Linked DNA regions of Homo sapiens: region 2 is linked to region 1. Evidence: read pairs that join two places in POLR2A ChIA-PET (ENCODE). Cell type or tissue: B cell. All regions are shown on one strand. Each heading gives the region's core, and the rest is flanking DNA. Links, peaks and the distances in the headings are about the cores only.

What was found. Peaks named below come from ENCODE experiments on the same cell type or tissue, not always from the same donor. Only the 100,000 strongest peaks of a DNase experiment are listed, where the experiment ranks them.
Region 2: POLR2A ChIA-PET joins it to region 1 with 10 read pairs; 1 of 35 experiments calls an interaction of 5 or more read pairs at or near these places.

What each region holds. Positions count from the first base shown.
Region 1 is chr4:101,926,921-101,932,314 of GRCh38, reverse strand. The region is part of intron 7 of BANK1 (B cell scaffold protein with ankyrin repeats 1); the gene reads right to left. Among named protein-coding and RNA genes, the nearest start is that of BANK1, 140 kb to the right of the region's middle. In B cell, for the core only: no CTCF peak of the experiment used is centred there; no DNase peak of the experiment used is centred there; H3K27ac peaks cover 3,894 bases.
Region 2 is chr4:101,328,179-101,333,572 of GRCh38, reverse strand. All of the region lies in intron 1 of PPP3CA (protein phosphatase 3 catalytic subunit alpha), which reads left to right. MIR1255A (microRNA 1255a) reads left to right here and starts at 3,159; the gene lies at 3,159-3,271. In B cell, for the core only: no CTCF peak of the experiment used is centred there; a DNase peak (open chromatin) is centred at 5,072; H3K27ac peaks cover 2,236 bases.

The DNA.
Region 1 (5,394 bases), core at 256-5,255:
CAAATTCTATTTAATAGATCTACTTGCCAAAGGGATAAGGAAATCAGGAAACAGTTGAATTCTAGGTTTATTAAGGTTAGAGTGGGATTGGTGGAAAATCTTTTGCTACTATTTCTTAAGGAAGGATCCACCGATGTTTTGGATAGGCCAGTTCTTCACAGGGAGGGATTGTCCTCCACATTGCAAGGCATTTAACATTCATCTACTAACAGTCAGTAGAACTTTTCACCCATTAAAACAGGTCCCTTTACTTTCTTAAAATACTTCCTAGGAAGTACTTGAAAATTACCACAGGATCTTAAACAAACTACATTTTCTCATGAAGGAATATTTTAATCATTTTCATGTTATTTTCCTAAAACAACTTTAGTTAGTTACTCCTGAATTGTTATGGATTTTTATAGCTTTGCCATGGCCCATGTTTCTGCTCCTCTCTGTCTGCCTTCTAGGGCTCTGCATATCTCTCACTTCATCTCCAGCCCTCCAGCCCTCTCTCCATGTCAATATTCCACACTCAGTTTCAGCTCCAACAACAAACTGTAACACGATATGATTAAACTAGCATTCAGATTATTTCCTCATCTTGATTTTACCATTGAAAGACTGAGGGAAGAAAATGTCATAGAGATTTAAAATCAAATCAATACTTGTGCTATTCAAAGTTCACCAGAGTAACAGAACCAATAGGATGTACATATGTTATATAGAAAGAGATTAATGATAAGGAACTGACTTTTGCAATTATGGAGACTCGTAAGTCCCCACATCTGCAGCTGGCAAGCTAGAGACCCAGGAAAGCCAATGGTGTGGTTTTAATTTAAGTCCAAAGGCCTGAGAACTAGGAGATCCCATGGTATAGTTCTAGTCCAAAGGCTAGCAGAAGGAAATACAGAAAGGGCTGGTTCTTAAGTTCAAGACCAAAGGCAGGAAAACACAGACATTCCAGTTCAAGGAAAGGTTCCAGTTGTGTTCTATTCAGGCACTCAACTCATTGGATGAAGCTCACTGATATTTGGAAAAGCAATCTGCTTTGCTCAGACTACAAATTTAAATGTTAATCTCATTCAAATTATCCCCACAGAAACACCCAGAATAATGTTTGACCAAATATTTGGGCATCCTGTGGCCCAGGAAAGTAGGTACCTAAAATTAACTATCACAATACTCTTGAGAGTCAATAAAACTGTGGCAATAAAGCAGCCAAAGAACAGAGCAAAGGACAGTGTTAAAAAGTTAGGTACATGACAGCCATAACTAAATTTAACTCAACCTATAAAAACTAGAATTTGGTATTTTCTTTTACTGGATTCTGAGAGGTGCTTTAGTCCATCTGCATAAAACACAGGTAAAACTGAATTTGGACCCAGACTTCCATCTGAATTGAATCCTTTGTGATGTTTAGCAATGATTTTACATAGAAAGATGGTCTGTCAGATTTGCAGTGGGACAAACTGTTAGAGAATATACTAAAAATGGTTAAGTGTGCCTTTTCTAAGTATTAGATGTAATCTAGTGCCATGTTAAAGCATGTAGAGCTACACTGCCTGGGTTCAAAACTCATCTCTACTTATTACCAAATGTGTGACCTTGGGCAAGAACTTAAACACTCTGTGCTTTAGTTTCCTCATTTGTAAAACCTGGATAGTAGGACTGAGCTGTTACAAAGCAGCAAAAACAGATACTAGTACATAGCAAGTACTATAAAATTTTTTGCTAATTTTATTGTTTTTGGATTTTATACTAACATGTTATTTTTTTCCAGAGTACTTAACTACTATCTGATATTTCACTGGCGAATGGCTATGGGGGTAAAGTTAGAATTTTGAAGAAGGACAGATAATAAAGAACACTCCCTCCCTTGTTTATCACTTTCAAATGTGAGCTCATGAGACCAGTGACTTGTCTGTCTTATGTTACTGTAACTGTAACAATACTCAACGAATAGTACATGCCCAATAATTTTAGAAAGAATTTATTCTTTTTATACAATATAAAAGAATGAATAGGTAAATGAATATATATATATTCATATATACACACATAAACACACACACCCACACACAAAGAGAGAATGGGGGAAGGTAGAGAGCATCTACTCAGAGATAGTCACTGCTGAACATGGCAGATACAATGATGAACACACACTCTCATAAAATTTACAGTTCTGTGGGAGAGATATTCAACCAATATCCACATACATATAATTACTATGGAACTATAAACTCTGATATGTTCTCATCAAATTTATAGTCTAATAAAGGAAACATTCTAGATTTGAATTTATTAATATATTAATTATTACATATTAATACCTGATTAGAAGTGTTATGAAGATGTCATGAGAGAAGGAAAAACTAATATTAAATGAATGTTTTATTTATATAACGTGATATTGAGCATGGTGTAACAAATATATCATTATTTCTTGTAACTAGACTTCAATTAAATTTTTTTTACTAATTAAAAAAATTGCAGCATTTATCACTTTCTGAAATTACTTTGTGTGTTTATTCATTTTTAGTCCCCCCCCAACAAACTATTAATACAATATAAGCACCAGGAAGGGTTATCAACATTAGCTGAATGTTGCTAAATGCAATCTCTGGCTACTTTAAATGATTGCAACTTAAATTTTTCTGAGAACTGAAAAACTCCATTGACTTAATAAGTAGAAAGCAGACAAAAAATAAAGGATAGTACATATATTCATTCCCTGAGAAAATGTTACAGTTTAACCCATTTAAGGAGAAAATTTGATAAATATTGTTTCCTACATTCGTTTTGAAAGCCATATACAGTAGAAAAGAGAGAAAAATTCATGTGTCATATAGTTTTTTAAAATTAGAAATGACTTAAGTATTAAAATAATTCACTTTCAAAGTGTTTAAAATATTAAAATTTATTTATGGGAAGTTTTAAAATGGTGATGATAATATTAAAAATGGTGCTGAAGCTTTACAAATCCTAAAGGCCTTTCATACATATAATTTGGACCTTCCAACAATCTGATGTTTCATGAAGTAGATTTTAGAGAGGAGTCAAAGTACAAGGTTCCCTCCTTTCTCCCTCCCTCACCAACAATTCCTAACACATCAGATGTAGACTGAGTGCTTGCTAAATATTTGGGAATTATTATGATAATAGTATAGTGATGAGAGTGATATTTTATTCAGAGGCATTGTATGGACATCAGGTTGAAATGTCAAGAAAAGAACAAAGGAGAAGCCAAAATTGGAAAGAATCATTTGAATCATTACAGAATTCAAGAAGTGAGACCATAAAGTTAGCAGGTTGTTATGAGTAGCCATCTTTTGGAGGCTATTTGGTGGCTTCACAGCTCACTAACTCTCCAACTTGTTAGCCTCAGTTTCTCAAAATGTAAACTAAGTAGAAATTCCTCAGAGGGTGGCAGAGAACATGGAACCAGAGGGTGTGCATAAAGTTTCTAACCCAATCTGGCATATAATGGGCCGTGAACAAATGTTCAGCGCCAGGCGCTGCTCTCCACTCCCACAATGCTATTGTAGTTGCACTGTGGGCTTATTTAGCGACGTGGTCCAATACTGCAGTAATGAACCAGATTGACTGGATAATTGGCATTCTCCCCTTCAAATTCAAGATTGATAGGTTCAATATAAGTCTATGCAGTTACCCATTCTTATAATAGAGAGTTCTCATTAAGGAAATGGATTAATTGGCTTGCTGATATTTTACCAAGAGCCAAATTTGAATAAGTGAACTCGGCAGTACTGAGAAAAGAAAATTAAACACTAACAAAGGGAGAAGTGTTCTTGCTTAGGCTGAAATCTCAGCCACAGGCTCAAATCAGGGATCTGAGTTTACGATTTTTCACTATGAATGGACCTTAATGTCTGACAGATAAAAATGCTCTGATTTTTTTTTCCCTGACAGTTCACTTTCTCCACAAGACACTCATACCAGCTGGAGACTGAATGTTGTCTCCTCCTCTACATTTTCTTGAAGGATTCCAAACCACATGTCAGGAAATGTGTTTCTAAAATAGCATCATGCTTCACTCTTGTTTCCACAAACAGCTAATAAGACGTATTTGGGACAAACTAAATTAGAGCAAAATATTCATCAGAATTGTCCCCAAAGTATCATAGAGCTCATGCTTCATTACAAAATTTATCTTAATCTCTCTCCTCTCCCAGTAAATCATCTTTCCAATATTTGGAAAGGCTTATTATTATGATAACTAATTTTTAAGGAGAAATACATAAATATGCACATACAAATATACATACACATGTTGTTAAATCAAAAATTTGATTATCTGTCCTATCTTAGTTGACCTGTCAGTAGCATTTAATGTGGCTGTCCACTACCTCATCTGTGAAAATCTTTCTTTTACTTGGCATCCAGGTCAATAGATTTCTTGATTCTCTTCCTACCTCAAATGCTGCTCGTTGTTGGCTTTTTCTGTTGGTACTCCCTATAACCTCTACTTCCAAACTTTGGAACATAGTAGGCATTTCAAATTTAACGTGTCCCAAGCCAAACTCCTGATTTTTCTTAACAAACCATTTCTTCATTCAATCTTCCTCATCTCAGTAAATGGCAATTAATTCCATCCTCCGCTTCTACCAACATACTTGGAAATATCAGTAACTACACACTTTCTTTTATATTCCACCACCAAAGTCAGTAAATTCCATTGCCTATACTAAAAAACAATGGCATATTTCAAACCTAACCACTTCTGGTTGTCTTTGCTGCTGTCATCCTAGTGGAAACTAGCATCTTTTTATCATCTATCATCTGGACTATGGGAGTAGTTGCCAGTCAGGTCTTATCTGTCCTTCTTGCCCTGTATGGTCTGTGATCAATATAGTTGTGACTCTGATCAATTTAAATCATATGATGCCTGATATGGTTTGGCTCTTTGTCCCCACCCAAATCTCATCTTGAATTGTAATCCCCATAATCCCCATAATCCCCATATGTCCAGGGTGGGACCAGGTGGGAGGTGATCAGATCATGAGGCAGTTTTCCCCCATGCTGTTCTTGTGAAAGCTAATGAGTTCTCATAAGATCTGATGGTCTTGTAAGTGTTTGACAATTCCTCCTTCTCTCCTTTCACCCGCGGCCATATAAGACGCGACTGCTTCCCCTTCCGCCATGATTGTAAGTTTCCTGGGGTCTCCCCAGTCATGTGGAACTGTGAGTGAATTAAACCTCTTTTCTTTATAAATTACCCAGTTTCCGGCAATTCTTTATAGCAGTGTGTAAACAGACAAATACAATGCCTCTCAGAATTCTCTAATGCCTTTCTCCAAAATACCAAATTCTCATCATTACCTATACAGCCCTACAGATCCGGCCTTACTTATCTTTCTGATGCCATCTAATTACTGTTTCTTTTATTTCTCA
Region 2 (5,394 bases), core at 301-5,300, 600 kb after region 1:
ATACAAGACATCGGAAATTCAGTGTCAATAAGTCTTTGCTTTCCAATCAACAGGGACGATTTTAATTATAGATTGTCTTCCTATTAAGTATGAATTTTAGCAGGTATTAAAATTAGTTTGATAATATGAGAAAAAAATGAAGATTGAGGCCGGGTGCAGTGGCTCATGCCTGTAATCCCAATACTTTGGGAGGCTGAGGTGGGAGGACTTGAGCCTAGGAATTTGAGACCAGCCTGGACATCATAGTGAGACCTCATCTCTACAAAAAAAAAAAAAAAAAAAAAAAAAAAAAAAAAAAAAAACTGGGCATGGTAGTGCATGCCTGTAGTCCCAGCTGCTGCTCAGGAGGCTGAGGTGGGAGGATCGCTTGAGCCCAGGAGGTTGAGGCTGCAGTGAGTCATGATCATGCCGTTACATTCCATCCTGGGTAACAGTATGAGACTCTGCCTCAAAAAAAAAAAAAAAAAAAGAAAGAAGATGGCATTATATTTGAAATTCTGCAGCTATTGTAACTCATTTGTGAGCAGGGTATATGAGATAGAATCATAGACTTTTGAAGGTGGAAGAGGGCTCAGACGTAAGCTAGTTAAGCTGTCTTTCAAAAAGAAAAGATATTTCTGTTAGATGGTTAACAAGCCACTCTTCACTCTGCCTCCCTCCACATACTTCCAGTGATGGGGAGACAGCATCACAGTGTGGAAAGAGCATTGGTTTACAGCTAGACAAAATCTGTATTTAAATCCTCTGTCCTCCATATGCCAACTGTGTGTCCATGGGCAAGTCATGTAACCATCTTGAACCCATTTTTCTTACAGAAATTTGGAAACGATACTAATTTTTTAAGGTTGTTGTAACGACGAGAGGAATATTATGTAAAATGTCTAGCCTTAGTGCCTGCACAGAAAGTGTTCCCAATATATGTTAGGTATTGTAATTTTGCTGCTGGACAGCTCCTTTGAAAGACATGCTTTTTACTTGTAGAAGTAGTAGTAATTTTCATTAAAGTAATACACTTCCTCACCTCCTATCCACTGTCAAATCCGTTGTACAGTCATTTGGGGGGCCCTACCATTCCATGGAGGCAGGTTGGCAGTGGCTGTCCAATGGCTGGTTTCTGTGATATTTGACAGGTGTCACCTTGTTTTTCTCGAAAGGTTGTCCTCATTGGCTTTCATGAATTTCTTCTTTTTTGACTTTTTGCTATCTCATCTTGACTGAATCCTAAATGTTGATGTTCCCTCATTCCTTTATACCTTTCTCTAGGCAGTCTCATGTCCTTACACTTACAGGATTGATTAATGCCTGTAGGCTGATCACTGGCACATCTGTATTTGAAACCTAGACTTTTCTCTTGAGCTGTCTCTCAAACCCTATATACAACAGTTGCTGTGGATGGGTATGGTGAAAATACAGTTGGATGTCTGTTCTCCTGTGTTTCCTATGCTTGGTGATGTCACCACCACCCATCCCAGTCAATTAAACATACCTCTCAGTTCAAGTCTTTTAAATACTTCTAACCTAGTGCTGCAGGAGCCTCCCAACATCAGTGTCTCTGCTTTCAACCTTTTTCTCTTGCATACACATATGTTTTGTCACATTGGCACTAGGATTATTTTTCTAAAACGAACACTTGATTATGCCGATACCTACTTGGTGGTTGATCCCTTTTTTTACTGGTTTGCAGGAACTCTGTATATTACGGAATTTGACCCTATCACATGAATTCTGAAAATATTTATAATATAGCATATGTTACATTGTACTGAACTTATTTTAAGTCTCCAATTTATTTGAATATAAATTTTTGGGAGCTGAGAACATTTTTTATTTATATGTGTATTCTGATTGTTTATCTGTGTTTGGCATATAATAAAAGTTGATTGAGCTGAAGGACTTAAAAACCTGAAGCACACCTTCCATGCTTTTCATTTGCTTTACCTCTGCATGGAACACTTTTAATCTGTCTCTCCTGTGTGAAACTTCTCTGAAACCCTTACCAGCTGTCTGTGCTGCTACTTGTCTGTTGTACGCACGATGGATCACAAATGTTGGCAACATTTTTTCTTCATTAACTGAGAAATCTCTGAGGGGCAGGGTCTTATCCAGTTGATCTCTCCAGTGCTTAGTGCAATGCCTGGCACATTATTCTTCATTTGTTTTTTTACAACAAAAAAATTGACTGGGGAAGATATTTCTGTTTATTATACAAGAATAATGAAGCAAAGTACTTCCTGTCCTCCCTTCTATTCTAAAAATTTTAATGACATTAATATCCATGCCTTGCATGTATATTACCTCATTTTAAGTACCTTATGCAAAGTTTCCTAGTGAGTAAGTGGTAGATCAGGTATTTGGACTCCAAGTCGTGACTCAGATCCTGGGCTTTTACCACCATAACACTAACTTCAGGGCAAGATGAGGCCAAATATATTAGATGGTGTCAGTGAATTGATAGAAAATACTTGTTATTAGGGATTTCTTTTTATATAAAATATCATTGCTCCTGGAAATCATTTTGGCTGAACATCTGTGGCATTTTCTGTGGGAGAAAAATCTAATACTTTTCGTGGGGCAGATATTTTTGTCTTCTTTGTAGAAATATGTAGTTGAGGCCCACAACAATGGGACTGGACCATAAATTATGCTTTTCTTGGCATTATTGACCTTATTATGGTGTTATAACACAAACGATCCAAAACATAAAAAGAAGTACCAACTATGAGATCCATAAAAAAGTCATTTTAATTGGACCTTAAGTTTTTCCCCTAGGTTAAGGCTATGAAAAAAAAGTGTAGTGCTAGTTATTGTACACTGTTAGCCTTTTTTTGTAGACGTTGCCTTTTTATACAGGCATATTTTAGAGATATTGTGGCTTTATACAGGCATATTTTGGAGATATTGTCGGTTTGGAGATATTCCAGACTGCCACAATAGAGCGAATATCACAGGAAAGCTAGTCACACAAATTTTTTGGTTTCACAATGCATGTTAAAGTTATGTTTACACTATACTGTAGTCTGTTAAGTGTGCAATAGCATTATGTTTAAAAAAGCAATGTACATACTTCACTTAAAAAATACATAACCGTTGTGCTAATGATCATCTGAACTGTCAGTGTCTTGGGGTGGCTGTTGCTTTATCAGCTAAATGTATGTAGTATTGGAAATCCTTTGAGTTGCTTCTCAAGGATGAGCAAAGAAAGTAGATTTTTTAGATTCTAAAGAAACTATCTTCTTTGCTCATCCTTGAGAAGCAACTCCTTATCCATTAAAATTTTATCATGGGATTGCACCAAGTCAGTCCTATCTTCAGGATTCACTTTTAATTCTAGTTCTCTTGATATTTCTACCACATATGCAGTTACTCCCTCCTCTGAAGGCTTAAATTCCTTAAAGTCAGTTTATTTCAAACTCTTGTTAATGTGGATATTTTGACCTCTTTCATTAATCATGAATGTGCTTAATGGCATCTAGAATGGTGAATCCTTTCCAGAAGGTTTTCAATGTACTTTGTCCACATCTGTTAGAGGAATCACTATGTATGGCAGTGACAGTCTTATGAGATATATTTCTTAAATAGTACAATTTGAAAGTTTAAATTACTCCTTGATCCATGGACTGCAGAATGGGTGCTGTGTACAAGATCAGAGCTCTTGGATGACTAGGTGCATTGCAAAGAGCAGTAATATTTTGAAAGGATTTTTTTTTTTTCCCTGAGCAGTAAATCTCAATCTCAGCCAAGAGCTTAAAATATTCAGCAAACAATAACAATGCTGTAAACAGATGTGCTGTTATCCAGGCTTTGTTGTTCCACTTACGGAGCACAGGCAGAGTAGATTTAGCATAATTCTTAAGGGCTTTAGGATTTTCAGAATGGTAAATGAGCATGGGCCTCAACTTAAGTTACCAGCTGCATTAACCCCTAAAAAGAGAGTCAGCCTGTCCTTTGAAATTTGAAGCCAAGAGTTCACTTCCCCTCTCTAGCTGTGAAAGTCCTAGGCAGCATCTTCTTCCAATAGAAGGCTGTTTCATCCCTATTGAAAATTTGTTATTGAGTGTAGCCGCCTTCATTAATGATCTTAAGCAAGGTCTCCTGGATAACTTGCTGTAGCTTCTACATTAAAATTTGCTGCTTCACTTTGCATTTTTATGTTGTGGAGATGGCTTTTTGCCTTAAATGTCATGAACCAACTTCTGCTAATTTCCAACTTTTTCTCTGCAGCTTCCTCACCTCTCTCAGCCTTCATGGAATTGAAGAGAGTTAGGGTCTTGGCTGCTGATTAGGTGTTGGCTTAAGAGAATTTTGTGATTGGTTTGATCTATCCAGACCACAAAAACTTTTCTTATATTGGCATTAGGCTCTTTAGCTTTCTTATCATTTGTGTGTTCACTAGGTAGCACCTTTAATTTCTTTGAAGAACTTTTCCTTTGCATTCACAACTTGGATGTTTGGCGCAAGAGGCCTAGCTTTGGGCCTGTCTCCACTTTTGATATGCCTTGCATGATAAACTTAATCATTTCTACCTTTTGATTTAAAGTGAAACATGTGCAACTTTTCACTTGAACAGTTAGAGACCATTTTAGGGTTATTAATAAGCCTCATTTTCAATATTATTTTGTCTCAGGGAGTAGGGAGGCCCAAGGAGAGACAGAGAGAGATGGGTAAATGACTGGTCAGCACAGCAGTCAGAGTACACACATTTATTTGTTAAATTTGTTGTCTTATATCGGTGTGACATGAGGTGCTTTAAAACAATTACAATAGTAACATACAAAACCATGGATCACAGATTACCATAACATACAATAATAATGAAAAAGTTTGAAATATTGTGAGAATTACCAAAATGTCACAAGAGACACAAAGTGAGCACATGCTGATGGAAAAATGGCACCGCTAGACTTGCTTGTGACAGAATTGCTATAAATCTTCAATTTGTAAAAAATGTAATACCTGCAAAGTGCAGTGAGGCAAAACACAATAAGTGAGGTATGCCTGTATTCATTTTCATATTTTTGTTGCTGAAGCAAATAAAGGAAGCCACACATAGCTAAAGTGAAAGCCACTTCAAGGAGACGTCACATGAAACATTTTGAGGAGGGAGTTATGTGGTTTCATTGTAACATTTTAGATGCAAATGTGAATTGTTTTGAGATCAGAATTTTTCATTTACTACTTTTAACTATTCTTGTACTATGATGAATGTTTAGGGTTAGCCTAGTTATACAATTCTTAAATTGTTTGAAAGAAAAGATGGTGATTGAGAATTTTAGTGCTTCTCCTGAGGCAGGTGATTGGAGACAGTTGTTTGTTCTTGTGATTCATAAACGCATTTTGAATCCAACTGAACCTTGTTTGATTCACTTTGAGAAATTCTGTGGTTGAGGTAGTTGC